2 separate regions of the Homo sapiens genome follow, and region 1 is linked to region 2. The links are chromatin loops, found by intact Hi-C in ENCODE. Cell type or tissue: Calu3. All regions are shown on one strand. Each heading gives the region's core, and the rest is flanking DNA. Links, peaks and the distances in the headings are about the cores only.

Region 1 (8,343 bases), core at 118-8,117, 420 kb before region 2:
AGTTAAAAAAAATCTAGTCTTTCATCCCAGATGGAGTCTGTTATTGTACTTGATGACCACTTAAGACAAAAACAAATGCTTCTCTGTTCTAACACTTGCTAACACTGGCTGAATTATTTAGACAGTGGAACACTCTCTTTTGGCCTATTACCAAAAAAGTCTTTATCCCTGTAGCAAAAAGCAGAATTGCATAGCAGTAAAATGCTATACAAAAAAATTATATTTTGGATTTATGAATATCAATATTTCTTTAATTATTATTATAATTTAGCAATATATCCAGAAAGAAATGTATCTTAAATTCAGAAAACTGCTTTCATTTGGTAAGAGCCCTATATATGAACAAAAGTGAGGGAAACAGCAAACTTTTATCTGTCAGTATGTTTTACTGGCAAATGTAGCTTCCAATTGTCCCCCAGTATCTGTCCTCCCCTTCTTCTTTAGTGTTAGAGGCCCCAGTATGTATCTGGGCACAGGAAATAGGAATAAAGCCTACATTTTCCAATCCTCATTCTTTGCTGCTGATGTGACTATAACTAGGTTCCTACATAAAACTTCCAGCAAGTTTCCTTAAAAAGAGCATTTGTTCCTTTCTTCACACCTCCTTTTTTCCCTGCTGGCTGGGATTTAGATGTGATGGTTAAGCAACCACATTGAACTATGAAATAGAAGCTGTACATTGAGGATGCAGAGCTACAAAATATCCAGCATTTGGGTCCCTCACGCTTCTGAGCTTTCATATTTGCCTCAGACTGCTTTGTTCCTGTATCAGTTATCCAGTGCTGCAATAATACTGAGTAAGAAAGGTTCATAAAAATAAGTATTTTTCACACATATATGAGATTTAGCTGATCAGAAGCTAGCCTCCCTCATGCTTCCTGGAGGCCAATTGGGAGTTGGCTCATCTAAGCTGGGTTCAAATAGAGTAACTGGTATAACTCAGCCCTGCTCTATGTGCCTTTCGTCCTTCAGCAGACCAGCTGGGCACAACCCTGTCATGGTAATGATAAAACCACAAATGAGCCAGCAGAAACAGCACGACATCTTAAGGTTTAGGCTTGGAACTTGAATACCAGCACTTCTGCCTCATTCTATTGGCCAAAGCAAGTCACAAGACAGGATTAGATTCAAGGAAATACATCCCACCTCTTCAGTGAGAGAAACTTCAATTTACATGACAAAGGGGGTGATATAGGCAGCAGTGAAGAATAGGTGCTATTTTTGCAATCTTTCACATTTTCAGACTTCTTTTATGTAAGAGACAGACGTCTTTTAGTTTACAAGATATTGTAATTTAGTTTAGTTTTTGTTCTATGCAGCTGACCCTAATCTTAATTGATTTATTGGAATGTGAGCTCCATGACTATTGCAGACTATAATTTGGCTCATCCAGCTCCCATTCCAATCCCCTTTAACTTAATTTCTAGAACTATAAAGACTGAAAAGCTAAAAAATATGATATCCCACTCCCTAGCAGCCAAGGTACTGCAAGCAATCTATTTTTTTACTAGACTGACCCACCTATACTTGATTTGCAGATAGCAATGAGAAACATAGGTGGTGGCTGTACCAAGAAAGAGTGTATCTACTGGCAAAAATGATGTCAGAGGTGCCCATCTGAAGTGATAGTGAAGCTTCTGACTTGGTGTCACAAGTATTGGGGTGGGGAGCACAGTTGTGTTTTACATTTGGATACAGTAGTGTCTTTTGATTTTTCTCTTGGCTGCTCTATTCCTGGTTGGATAATCAGACCCAATACTTAGATACTCCAAGATACCTGTGAACTACGTAATTTTTTTTAAAAAAAACTTGTTCTTCATAAGCCAGCTAGAGGGGATTCTGTTGTCTGCAGTTATTTTCACAAACAATAGAAGATTTGATCAATTATAGTAATGCATCAATTAATGACAGGGATATATTTTGAGAAATGTGCTAGATGATTTCATCATTGTGAAAACATCTTGAGGGTGAACTTATACAAACCGAGGTGGTATAGCCTTCTATACACCTAGACTGTATATATCGCCTGTTGCTCCTATGTGAGTAATGCATTGCACCATGGTGTTACTACAGCTATGATGTCACTATACCATAGGAATTTTTAAACTCCATTGTACCTTTTTTTTTTTTTTTTTTTTGAGATGGAGTCTCGCTCTGTCGCCCAGGCTGGAGTGCAGTGGCACAATCTTGGCTCACTGCAAGCTCTGCCTCCCAGGTTCATGCCATTCTCCCACCTCAGCCTCCCCAGTAGCTGGGACTACAGGCGCCTGCCACCACGCCTGGCTAATTTTTTGTATTTTTAGTAGAGACGGGGTTTCACCGTGTTAGCCAGCATGGTCTAGATCTCACCTCATGATCCGCCCGCCTCGGCCTCCCAAAGTCTTCCACACTATTGACATTTTGGATGGGGTAATTCTTTGTTGTGGGGAGCTGTCCTGTGCATTGTGAGATGTTTAATAGCATTCTTGGCCTCTGTACACCAGATGCCAACAGCACAAAGCTTCTCAAGTTGTAACAATAAAAAACATCTCCACACTGGCAAATGTCCCCTTTGGGGCAAAATTACCCCCACTGAGAACCACTGACTTACGCAGACACACGAAACATGAAAGCAATTTCTAATGAAGCATTTAACAATATTTTTCAAGATCTTGAGAAACTACATCTTAGTGCATATACATCTTAGTGCATATATTATACCATAGATAGGAGATCTTGGTATCATATAACACATCTGAAATAAAATGGATACACCTTTCTACCTTTTCACTCTATTGCATTAGTGATATGAAGTTTGATTTTCTTTATATCAGACCTAAATAAGCAAGTTGTCAACTTTATAGGAAAAAATATATAAATATATAACGTATAAATTTTTTTTAAAAAAGCGTAAGTAGAGGCACAAAGCAATTACCTATGATTCATTTTTGAGCCTATGGTTTTTAAATTTTAATGTCTAGAGATACTGTTAACAGTTGGAATCTGATCTTGGAGGTGAAATGAAATTTTTTTTTCTTATTTTCCCCAAAACTGAGAAGAAATATGACTGTTTACCCGAGTTTCATTCTTAAACCATGTTGGGGTGGCCTTTGGGCTGATTGTCACCATTGTTTATATGCTCAGTGATTTCAGTCTGGGGGTGCTTTCAGGGTTTCTGGAGCAGTTTTGAAGCCACAGAAATAATAATTAATTTTTAAAATATCCTGTCAAAACAACTTTTTCTGACTCAAGCATTTGTTTGAAACAGAACATCAGGAATTTTCTGCACACTACAGAATGTCAGCAAGATGGCAGAATAGAAAGTTTCAGCCTTCACTCCCACTGCCTCCATGTAAATATCACTAGCAGGTATCCAAAGAACAGAACATCTCTTTGAAAACTCCACTTGGAAACAGGCCCAAGATACTTGCATGTCCCATAGTACTGAATGAAAACTGAATTACAAAGGTAAGAAGAGTGGTCTCACTTCAACCACATACACATCCACCCACCAATTTGGCACAATACTAGAGAAAGAGGATTTCCATGAGCCCACAGTGTCTACAGGGGGAAAAGGGAGTTGAAGTTATCAAGTTTCTCTAGCTTCCCAACACACTTCTCAGGATGCTCACTCTGGTCTCACCTCACAGGAAACATTGGGACCAATGACTTAGCTATAATGCCTGGAGTCAGGTAGAAAGAAAGAAGGCAGAGGTCATGGTGACTAGCACTAAAATCTTGGTGGTAGGTCTGTGTTCCTGCCAGTTACGGTGCTCAGTCAGAGATACCAGCAAACCTTATAGCCCACCTGCAAAACTGATCTGATCACCTTTGGAAGCATGGAGGAAGGTTAAACCTAGCCTGAGTCCCTAGATGGTTAGTCTCCATACCCAGTGTCAGAGTCCACAAAAATAACCTTGCCCAGGTCGAGACACCCACCTCTGCCCATTTCAAAGAACAGAAGCTAGATCTGATTGCCCTGGGCAGTCAAGCAGTAGCTCTACTCAGCCAAAAATCCTGCTCAATGACCCCATCCAGACAGGAAGGTGCCTGCCTCTGCCCATTTCAGAGAATCATAGGGACTGGACCTGCTTGACCCAGGAGGTCACAGTGTCTCAACTCAGTGAAATGTCCATACCATGGCTCCACCCTGACAAGGAGTCAATCCTCAATCATGCATTTCTAAGAAGTATAACCTCTGGTCTTGCCCATCCTCAGCAGAAACTATGCCTAACTTCAGAGACCAACTTCAGTCTTGCCTAACTGCAGACCACAAATAGCAAAATTGTTTGGCCAGGGAATGCATTCTGTGATTTATGAGACCACAAGCCATTGCAGTCCACAGCCAGCAGCTCTGACCAATAGCAGAATCCAGCCAGTGATCTTGCCAGACAGTGGAGGTAAGCCAGCAGCCCACCTGACATCAGAGGAAAGACGGCAGCCCAGCCAACTAGAGAACTCACAACAAGCTCTCCTTGTCTGGATTTATTATCACCTCACCGGCCCTTCAAGAATCACAAGCTAGATTAAATATCAAAGATCTATCCCTGTCAAAGAACACAAGTAATGGCCAGAAGAGGGGGCTGTTTCCTTAAAAATGTAGAGAATAATGCAAGGACACAAGGATTACAAAAAATTAGAGAATCATAATACATCCAATAGAAACCAATAAAGCTCCAGTAATGCACCCTAAGGAAATAAATAATAGTTGAAATCTAAAAAATAGAATAAAATTACAGTATTTGCTACTCAAAAAAAGAAGGAAAAAGAAATGGAGATCTATGAAATGACTGATAAAGAATTCAGATTAATCTCAAAGCATTTCAGTTACTTCAAAGAATACATGGATAGTAAATTAAATAAAATCTGGAAAATAATACATGAACAAATTAAGAAGTGTGACAAAAATGAAAACAATAAAAAACCAAATAGAAATCCTAGAGATAAAGAATATCATTACTAAATTTAAAAATTCAATAGAAAGTTTCAACATTAGACTTGATAAAGTGGAAGAAAGAATCAATGAACTCAAAGACAGAACATTTGAAATGAAAAACAAAAAGAAGAATGAAAAAGAATAAAGAAATCTTATGGGAATTATGGGATCCCCATCAAAAAGCCAAAACTTTACATATACAACCTAGCAGAGACTCACCTTACTTTTAAGGATACACATAGATTGAAAGTGAAGGGATTGAAAAAGATGTTCCCTACAAATAAAAACCAAAAGAGAGCAAGGATAGCTACACTAATATCACACAAAATAGACTTTAAGTCAAAAACTGTGAAAAGAGACAAAGAACTTATGTAATTATAAAGAAGCAATTAATCAAGAGATATAACAATTGTGAATATATATATATATATATATATAGCACCAAACATAGAAGCACCTAAATATATAAAACAAGTATTAAAGAATATGAGGGGAGAGATAGCTTGCAATACAATAATAATAAGGAACTTCAATATCCCACTTTCAACAATGGGCAGGTCATTCAGACATAAAACCAATGAGACAATACTGGACTTGAACAACACTATAGGCCAAGTGAAACCAACAGACAAATACAAGACATTCCATTCAACAACAGCAGAATATATATTCTTCTCAAGTGCACACACAGATAGGTCATATGTTAGATCACAAAATATGCCTTAGCAAATTTAAGGTGGATGAAATAATATCAAGTATCTTTTCCAACTATAATGAATTGAAACTAGAAATCAATAACAGGAGGAATTTTAGAAAATTTGCAAATACATGGAATTTAAACATGTTCCTGAACAACCAATGGGTCAATAAAGAAATTTAAAAGAAAATTTAAAAATATCTTTAGATAAATGAAAATGAAAACACAATATACCAAAACTTATGGGATACAACACAATCAGTTCTCAAAGGAAAGTTTACAGCAATAAACACCTACATCAAAAATAAACAAAACATCTAAAATAAACAACATTACTCCTCACTGAACTAGAAAAAGAACAAACTAAGCCCAAAGTTAGCAGAAGGAAGGAAATAATAAAAATCAGAGTAGATTTTTATTATTAAAATAAAATAAATAAAATAAAGACTAGAAAAAAAAACCATACAAAAGATCAACAAAACTTAAGAGTTAGTGATTTTAAATGATAAAATCCACAAGTCTTTAGCTAGAATAAGAAAAAGAGATGATTCAAATAAATAAAGTCAGAAACAAAAGAGGAGCCATTGCAACTAATATCACAGAAATACAAAGGATCACAAGAGACTACTATGACCAATTATACAACAAATTGGATAAACTAGAAGAAATTGACAAATTTCTTCACATATATTTAGGTTAGTGCAAAAGTAATTGCGGTTTTTGCCATTGCCATGCAACCTACCAAGACTGAATCATCATGAAGAAATGGACAATCTGAAAAGACCAATAATGGGTATTGAGATTTAATAAGTAATCAGTAATGGGTATTGAGATTTAATCAGTAATTAAAAAGTCTCCTATAATAAAAACCTTAAGACCTGATGGTTACCAATCTGAATTCTACCAAACATTTGAAGAACTAATACCGATCCTTCTGAAACTCTTCAAAAAAATGAAGAGGCAGAAATACTTCTAAACTTTTTACAAGGCCAGCATTTTCCTGATAGCAAGGCTGGGCAAGGACATTATAAGAAAAGATTACAGGCTAATATCTTTGATGAACATAGTTGTAAAAATCTTCAACAAAATACTAGCAAACCAAATTTAACAACACATTAAAAGGATCATTCACCATAATCAAGTGGGATTTATCCTTGTGATGTAAGTATGGTTCAATTTATGCAAATCAATAAAAGTTATACATCATATTAACAGAATGAAAGACAAAAACATATGATCATCTTATTAGATGCAGAAAAAACATTTGACAAATTCAATATCCTTTCACAATAAAAACTCTCACTAAAGTAGGTGTAGAGGGAATGTATTTCAACACAATAAAGGCCATATATGTGAAGCTCACAACTATTATTATACTCAATGGTGAAATTTGAAAGCCCTTGCTCTGAGATCTGGAACCAGACAAGATGTCCAGCCTTGACACTTTTATTCAACATAGTATTGGAAATCCTTGTCAGAGCAATTAGGCAAGAAGGAGAAATAAAGGGCACCTAAATAGGAAAAAAAGAATTGAAATTGTCAGTGTTTCCTGATGAGATGATCTTATATGTAATAAACCCTAAAGACTCCACCAAAAAACAGAACTATCAAACAAATACAGTAAAGTTGCAGGATACAAAATTAACACACATAAATCAGTAGTGTTTCTATATACTAAGAATAAATTATTTCCCCCAAAATAAAAAATTTCATTTCATAATAGCTATAAAAAATAATACTTATAAATACATTTAGCCAAGGAGATGAAAGACCAGTACACTGAAAACTAGAAAATGTTGAAGAAAGAAATAGAACACACAAATAAATGGAAAGATATCCTGTGTTCATGAATTGGAAAAATTAATATTGCTTAAATGTTCATATTATATACAGTAAGATGTGTCTATTTTAAATATAAATAAATCAATAGTTGAGTGGTTGCAAGGCACTGAGGATGAAGAAACAGTGCAGAGATAGGACACAGTGCATTGGTACTGAACTGAAACTATTCCATATGATAGAATAATAGCAGATACATGTAACTATGCCATTGCTCCAGTCCATAGAATTTACAACACCCAAGTGAATGCTAAGGAGAGCTATGTGGTCTCATCATGAGAGTGATGTGTCATTGTAGGTTGAATGATTGCAGCGAACGTACCACTCTATGACAGAAAGTTGTTAGTGAAAGGAACTATGCATCTAAGGGGGCAGAGGATATGGGGGACCTCTGTTTGTCCTGCCCAATTTTAGCATGAATCTAAAGGTTTTCTACGAATTGAGCTCGATTTTTAAAATGGGTATATGAACTTATTTTGTGAGTGTTGATTATACCAGAATTTCCTGTTGTCTGCATGGTACATGCATTGCACGCATGGGCATTAAATTTCTTCTACAAGTAAAAAACAAAACAAAACAAAAGTTCATATTACCCAAATCAATCTACAGATTTAATGCAATTCCCATCGAAATTTCAATAAAATTGAAAATGGAAAAAAACAATAATATGAAACCACAAAAAACTCTGAATAGCCAAGGCAATCATGAGCAAAAAGAACAAAGCTGGTGGTATCATACTACCTGATTTCAAACTACTACAAAGCTATTGTAATTAAAACAGCATGATGCTGGCATAAAAAAAGATACATTGACCAATGGAACAGAATGGAGAGTCCAGAAATGAACCCACACATGTATGGTTTTCAACAAAGGTACCAAGAATATGCAATGG
Region 2 (8,343 bases), core at 81-8,080:
TGTTATGAATTTCCTGAGGGAAGAAAGAAAGGATATCTTGTTCATCTATATATGCCTTCACTGTCTCCACTCAAAACCTGGGATTTGGTAAATGCCCAGTAAATGTTAGCTGAATGAAAGAATAAACTTTTCCTGGCTTTATTCTTCCTCTAATTCTGCAGTTCTCATGACTTCCTCACTACCATTCCGCTAATTTCATTTAACCTATTTCTTCTACAAAATATGAATTTTATCCCTGTAATATTAGTTGTGTGTATCTACGCCTTTGTCTGTGAATGTATTTAATTGACTTGTGTCTGTCTCTCTAATGTCTTTGTGATTATAACTGAATTTATAAAACTCTGAAGTTACTCTGTTCACTTGACTGGATGAGGCCAACTGGCACTTGAATGATGGTGATGATGCAATATTTTTGACCTACACAGATTCCATTGCACAATCACTCTTATAAAGTTATATGGTTGTGATAAATGCAATTGTACTACATGACTCTCAAAATTGATGCAAAGTGATTAAACAAAGAAAATAATATAAATTCTGTCCCCATGGCATGTCTTATAACCACACGAAGCCCAACAGCCTCACCTGTGGTGTGATACCTTAGTATCCAGTCAATATCATACTTGGCCTTGGATTCTCTCCTGAAACATCCAGAGGCCTTCCCTGGTGCTGACTGATGAAGGAATTCCATTTCATGAGACTTAGGCCATAAAAATATGCTTACTGCAAAATGGCCAACTATCTCCTCTTCTTGGATTTGGGCTGGCTCAAAATTATTCAGAACAACACTATATACAAATATGCATATATACATATGCATACACAAGCATAATAGTCAACACATTTTCTTTGTAGAAAATTTAAATTAAAGTGCACAGTGTCAGAGTAACAGAATGCAGGTCAGCAGGATTTAGGGCCCACGTGAACGCACACAGGGGCTGGGGCTTTGGGCTTTGGTAAACGCTCAATAAATGTCAGCTGAATGAAGAATAAACTTTTTCTGGCTTTATCTCTCCTTTAATTCTTGAACTCTCATGACTTCCAAGGGGGTTTTGCAGGAAAGAGCCAGAGAAACAGAGAAGAGAGTGAGGTTCCCTTGGATATTGAAGGGAGGGGGGCTGTAGCAGCTGGCCACCCACTTGGCAGGGGTGAGGCAGAAGCACCGATGACCCAGAGGACTTCCTCTCTCTGCTTTTCCTAACTCCCTCTATCCCACCCCTCTGGGGCTGGGATGTGCCAGCAGTTGCCCGAAGCCCCTGGTAGCATTGCTAAGGGGAGACAGCCCCCTAATCCCCATCCCATGTTACTGCTCCACAGCCTGTGCCTCTCCCTGCATCCCAGACTTAGAGTTGTGAACTCTTGTGGACCAAAGACTTGTAAAATATTCTGTAAAACCGGGATACAATTGGGGAGACACACCAGCTGTAAAGAGGGTTTGCAGCCTGAAGGCAGATCTCACAGACACTCAGAAAATGTTCCATCTTCATGAGACTGTCCACTACTGGGACAGCTTCATGACCGTGTTTGAGGGGGCTGCGCGCATCATGATGAGCACACTTTCGGAAGTGTGGGTGTCTAAAGCCAGGTTAAGGGGTCTGCGGAGTGCTGGCAAAGGAAGGGAGCATCCACAGAAGTCCAAAGAGAAGCTCGAGTAGATTTTGGCAGGAAGGAAGGGATGGGATGCGTGTGTGCAGGAGAGGGCATAACCAAATGTGATTAAAGGCCACAGAGAAAGGCACAGTGATAAGATGGTCAGAGATCAGCTGGAGTGGAAAAGAAAAAGAGGTAGGGAGAAAGAGGGGAAATTAAATGACGCTTCAATCTTCCTGTACATATACATATTTTTAAAATTTTAGTGCTACTTAATGTTGACTGTCTTCTGTTGTCTTAAAAGTAATGTCAGCATGAACCTTTTTTATTTAAATAACTTTTGGAAGCTGCACTTGAACTCCGATCTAGCAGTCCAGACGCTAGTGTTTTAGCCCCAGTTCTAATACTAATTTGCTTTTCTCTTAGACCATCAGTTCCCTTATTTATAGAGTAGATACAGTCATAACTCCCTTAAAGGGCTGTTGTGAAGATTTACTTTGTCTACCATAAAAATAACATAATCGTTTTTACAAACTGTAAGTGCAAACTTAATGCAACCAACTGTAAATGTTGTTTAAAACTACAGGGTTCAAGCTGGGCGCTGTGGCTCAGGCCTGTAATCCCAGCAGTTTGGGAGACTGAGGCAGGAGGATTGCTTGAGCCCAGGAGATTGAGGCGAGCCTGGGCAATATAATGAGACCCCATCTCTATTTAGAAAATGAATTTAAAAAAAAACTACAAGGTTCAAATTGTAATCCTGTTGCTATCACCATGACTTCAGAGACTTTTCTCCAGCCATTGTGTACTGTGTGCCTCCATGTCTCTATCTTTTTGTTTGTTTTGTTCTGTTTTGTTTTGTTTTGAGACAGAATCTCACTCTGTTGCCCAGGATGGAGTGCAGTGGTACAATCTCAGCTTCTTGCAACCTCTGCCTCTCAGGTTCAAGCGATTCTCCTGCCTCGGCCTCCCAAGTAGCTGGAATTACAGGCATGCGCCATCATGCCTGGCTAATTTTTGTATTTTAGTAGAGACAGGGTTTCTCCATGTTGGCCAGGCTGGTCTCGAACTCCTGACCTCAAGTGATCCTCCCGCCTCAGCCTCCCAAAGTGCTGGGATTACAGGTGTGAGCCACTGTGCCCGGCCGTGTCTATAAAATTAGAAAACAGAATCGTAGACACCTCTGGCATGTGTTGCCTAAGGATTCAAGGCATAAGGAGAATAAAATTCGTTTAAATCCTTAGGGGGAAAAAAGGAATCTATGTAAATCTAAGAGTAATAAACACTTCACTTTTCCATTAAAGTATTTTTAATGTCCTTGGAGATTTTTCAGAGCATAAGATGGTTATAAAATAATATTTGTTTATTTTTTCATATGGATATTTTATAATTTCTTTTTAGATTCAGAGATGTATGCAAAGAAAGTTAAATCTACTGAAAAGATTAATGGCAATCAGAAGAGGAGTTTTTGTTTGTTTGTTTGTTTGTTTTCTTTTTTAACAGTTTCAGTTATAATGCTTCTCTTTTCTACTTCTCTAACAACCACTTAGCCAAGGAATTAAGCTACGAGAAAACTGTTGAAAAATTATTTTGTCAGTATGTTTTATGTTATGTGACCACGAGGGGAAAGCTGAAGGCAAAAATCACTAAAAAAGAATAGCCTGTTTACTAAGAGCAGCTGCCAAACAGTTTCTCTTCAACAGTTACAGATGCCATGGTGAGAGCTTCAGCTGTAGCAATTAAATATTCCTGTCATTGACCTTCACTAAAACATTGTCCAAAAAATTATTATGACATAACTTCTGCTGATACTAACAATTTGTGTGACCTTGAGCACATCATTTCACCTCTTAGGACTTAGGAAGCCTCAACTATTAAATACAAGGGTCTTGGTGATTCTAAACTGAGGAGATACTGCCCTCCAGGGGCGTTTGCAAATGTGTAGAATGTTTAACGGTCAAGGCCCAGCAATGCTAACTGCCCTGCAGAGAGCATGAGACAATCTTGCAAAATCAGTTGTCCCACCCTAAATGCCAGTAGCAACCTTGATTATCTCTAATGTCCCTTCTGACAGTCAGTGATACCATATGTCTGACAATTCATTGATTTATTCAGCCACCAATTACTGAGGCCCCATTGTATGATAAGCACCAGGCTTCTCTCCTCAAATGCCCCAGAAACACTGGCTTGATTGTATCCTTCTTTAAGAAAAATTATGATTATATTCTTCTTTCCCTTCTCTTCTTTCTAAAAGTTTGCACTTACCCACAGGACCACCTGACACTTACAAATAAGGATTTTCCAACTCAAACCATTAGAGGAATAGATCTCAGGACTCATCAAGTGCTTTGGCTTTTCTAATGACACTGAGAACCTAAAAGCTCACTTCAGCTCTCCTCAAAGATTGGACCATGGCCTAGCTTGCCCTCAATAATTCAGGAATAGAGGCCTTCAGCTCCACTGACTGAGGGCTTCCAGCCAGATAATGAAACCCTAATTCTGTAGTGTGCAGCTAAATATTTCAACTTGATTCAATCATTTTTAATTTTTAACACAAAACACCAACTGTTTTATGCCCAGTGAACAGTTTTCAATGACAAACTGAAATTTCCTAATACACTGAAATAGCATCTGAGGCTAGCTGTAAAACCTACCTTAGAGCATATTACCACATCATTAACTCACATTGCTAATTAACTGCAGTGAGCAACTGTGTGCTGTAGTACAATCCTACCTGCCACCACCTCCTTCCTGTAGCCCCTCCAAGAGTGCTGTGACCTTTGGGCTCAGCCCCCAGCCATCACAGTGCTACTTAGCATTCACGTGGTCCTTCCTCACCTTATCATCTCAGCAACCTCAGGGATAGCTTACTATTCTGAGTGCTTGTTTCATTTTGCAGAGGAGAAGACCAGTGCACAGAGAAACATGAGCATCTGTCCAGGTCACAAAAAGCTTTGGGGATAGAGGGGATTCACAATGCTATTTGCAGTGCCAAGAAGCCACTCTGATGTTCAGGGATGCTTTGCAAATACGCAAACCTTTTCCAGCCTTCAGTGAATCTTGGAGACTCTATTTTGATGTTTCTGGTCATTAAAAATCTTTGTATATATTTGTTCAATAACTCTTATTGAATACTCCTCTTAATCCCTGCAGTGTTCTGATGCCAATAATCCTGTGCTAATTAAGTACTATTACAATTGGAACTACAGAGGAGAAGTACAGCATTCAACAAAAGCATCAAACAGGACTCGACCTAGCCTGGGGATCTAAGAGGCTTTCCTGAGGAGGCAAATTATAAGTGCAGGCCTGAAGGATAAAGGAGGAGGAAGTTCAAGCAGTGGAGCTCCTCCAGAAGGAGGAGTGTACATAAGTGAAGGCCCTGGGGCATGAAGGAGAGGCTTGTTCCATGTAGCAGAGGATGTTAGCTCAGTCTAGGTGGCAGAAGTGGGAGAGGGTGGCATGAGTAGATTTGAGAGATGTTTGGAAGATTAAATTGGCAGAATTTGGTAATCAATAGGATATAGGCAATGAAAGTGAAGGAGTATTGAGGATCACTGCCCTGTACTGGCAGCTGGGTGGTAGAGGCCACTTGTTTAGAATTCCAGCAAGGAGATATACTGGATGGTTGGACAAATCATAAGTTCCTCATGTGGTACAAGGAACTTGCAGTTCTATGTGACATCACTTTGTCTAAGAAAGACCCTGTCTTGGATAGTGTATCCAGAGGTCTTACCACAGTGTGGTAGAATCTGAATTAGTTCCATGGAGCCCAAAGAGTGTGTTTGAAAGCAGAGTTATAGACCAGCAATGAGGGCCTCGTGATTTAAGAATTACTTTCATATGTAGTATCTCTGAGGTTCATGCTGATCTTTGGGGAAAGTTGTTATCTTCATTTTACTAACAGAAATTTGAGGCTCCTGAGCTTGTGATTTGCCCAAGGTCACATAGCTGTAAATGAGAATCTGTACTCAAATTCAGGTCTTCTGGCTCCTAGCACAGGGGTCTTCTCATTTCACCACATTATCTCTCTACATAATTGGGGCAAATTCTCTATCAACTCTTTGGACTTACATGTCAGATGGAATCTCACTATTTGTACAAAATATATAAAAAATGAAATCAAATTTTTTTGCTATACTCTATTCAACTTTCTTTAAAAAATTTTTTTTCTAATAGTTCTTTTAAGTATTTCTACTTTTGAGACTCATATTTGTATTTATATTTAGAGCACTTTTTTATTTTAAGAATGAAATGACAAGAACAGATCAATTTTTACTGGTAGCAGGAAGACAGCTGTCCAGGAGAAATTAAATTCAACTTTTGTCTAATTTCTAATAATTCATAAAACATTATAAGACCTCTGCACCCTCATCTCCCATTCCCGGATCTACTCGTAAAATAGGGGGACAATGTAAAAAGGCTGGGTGTACTGTCCCCGAACCAAAGATGTTCCCATGGAGCATGGCCTGGCCCTGAGGAAGACAGGAGGCAGAGCTGCCCCAGCACCTGGAGGCAGGAGACTCTTCACCACCAGCCTGTCTTATCAATTTGCCTTCTCCCCTTTCCCTTAAAGTTTGGGGGATGTTTACAATTAAGTAAATAAATAAAGCTAATTTCCATTTATTTCAGAGTCTGTTTTAAGTACATCAAGTCTGGGTCTACACAAAATCTCAGGTTCAGGGGAAAGGCAGAACCCTTTCTGCAGAACTAAATTACTTTTCCCTACTACATGGAATGCTTCCTCCTGAATCTCCTGTTGTTGTTTACCTTCATCCCTCCCAATAGCTCCTGGACTGTTTTGTGATCCCAGTCGTGATTTTGCTCTCCTGGTTCTTCCTGCTGATCCGGTACAAGGCTGTGCATTTCATCGGCATCGTTGTCTGCATCCTGGGAATGGGCTGCATGGTGGGAGCAGATGTGCTTGTGGGAAGACATCAGGGAGCAGGTGAGTCTTCGGATGTTCACCAGGTTCCTTACCTCTGCGGGTGAGGCCAAGGCAAGAAATGGAATGTTCATAGTTGGGTGAAAACAAGGACCTTAGGAACCTGGATTTCCCACTATCTGTGTCCTGTTCATGTCTGTTCCCCACACCTGAAACAGGGCACACAGGAGGTGCTTAATGCATGTTTCTTGAGTGCATGAGTTTGCAAAATACAGCTTTCATGCCCTTTCTGCATCCATTCAGAAACATGCAGACAGTGTTTAAAACTGAGAGTCATGACCTACCAAGAAGATGTTTTGGAGGTCAGTCCGTTCCTGAACCAGCTGCCTGGCCCAAGCCCTGGTCCTTGGTAGAGTTGGTGGTAATGAGCTAATTCACTCCTGAGCCACAGGGCCTTCCACACATTTCCCCAACCCCAAACCTTTCTCTGTCAAGCCAGAGAAAGACTGAGCTTTCAAACTACTGGGTGAAGGTTGGTTTATAGGCCCACGAGTAAATAAAGTTTGAGGACTAGTTAGGAGTGCTCCATAATTTTAGGAGGGAGAGTTAAGTTCAGTCTTCTCACACATGGTTTTTAATTTGCTTTGCGAGGAGGGGTTATTGGTATCAATTAGAGTTTATAAACCCATAAGGTAAAGCTGCATGATTCACTCATCAAATTGCTGTGAATCTGCTGGGGGAGCCCTGAGTCAGGGTGGTTTCCAGAAGACCCTTTTTAAAGCATTGCAATTCTTTAAAATATACCAAAATTTTAGCTACAGAAGGGTTTTTGGAACAGAAAAAAAATGACCTTCTTTGTTAACATTAGAAATGGGATAGAAAGTACCCACTTTTCTATAGTTCTTGGAATTGCCCCTTCTTCTAGGAAATTAGATGATAAAGAGTCAAAAGTGGACCGTTTCTCTTTATGAGACAAGGTCACGTTAAGTCTCTGAAACAATGTCATGTATGTTGTACCATAGAACTTTATAACTGAAAAGGACCTTGTTCAACTCCTTTGTAATTGACATATGTGAACACCAAGATCCATCCAAACCAAGTGAGTTGCCCAAAGTCACAGAGCTGACAAAGCAGAGACTGGAACACAAGGCCCCCGGCCTCCAGGGCAGGCCTCTTTCTCTGTCCCATGTTGCTGGGAGCTGAAGATACAACATAGAACAAAAGAGAGACAGCCTCAGCCTCACACATCCACACCATCTACACAACACCATCAGTCCCCACTTCAATAGAAATCTGAAAATAAATACCTCAGTGTTTCCCAGATTCTCTTCTATGAAACACTGGTTCCATGACATATTGATAGACGTCATATGAAAAGGCCAATATTATGCTATATACATGTAGTAATGTTGATATGAATAATCTTTTTGGACCAATCAGATAATATTTTTGTCTTATACAATGTGGCCAGTTGTTCTAAAGTCATATATATGTATATATATATATATATTTTTTTTTTTTTTTTTTTTTTTTTTTGAGACAGAGTCCCGCTCTGTTGCCCAGGCTGGAGTGCAGTGGCGTAATTTCAGCTCACTGCAACCTCCACCTCCCGGGTTCAAGTGATTCCCCTGCCTCAGCCTCCCAAGTAGCTGGGATTACAGGCACCTGCCACCACACCCAGCTAATTTTTGTATTTTTAGTAGAAACGGGGTTTCATCACATTGACCAGGCTAGTCTTGAACTCCTGACCTCAAGTGCTCCACCAGCCTCGGCCTCCCAAAGTGCCAAGATTACAGGCATAAGCCACTGCGGCCGGCCTAAAGTTGTAATTTCATTACACTTTCTCAGCTTTCCGCACACTGTGTAAACACAGG

What was found. A loop is a pair of places that touch in the nucleus more often than their neighbours do. Peaks named below come from ENCODE experiments on the same cell type or tissue, not always from the same donor. Only the 100,000 strongest peaks of a DNase experiment are listed, where the experiment ranks them.
Region 1: a loop joins it to region 2, with 15 times the contacts of the local background. A loop is called at or near these places in 16 of 110 quality-filtered maps.

Annotation. Positions count from the first base shown.
Region 1 is chr6:117,836,340-117,844,682 of GRCh38, forward strand. No RefSeq gene overlaps it. Among named protein-coding and RNA genes, the nearest start is that of SLC35F1, 67 kb to the right of the region's middle. In Calu3, for the core only: no CTCF peak of the experiment used is centred there; a DNase peak (open chromatin) is centred at 4,542.
Region 2 is chr6:118,260,623-118,268,965 of GRCh38, forward strand. SLC35F1 (solute carrier family 35 member F1) reads left to right here. Exons shown (of 8, transcript NM_001029858.4): 4 at 6,373-6,532. Among named protein-coding and RNA genes, the nearest start is that of PLN, 280 kb to the right of the region's middle. In Calu3, for the core only: no CTCF peak of the experiment used is centred there; no DNase peak of the experiment used is centred there.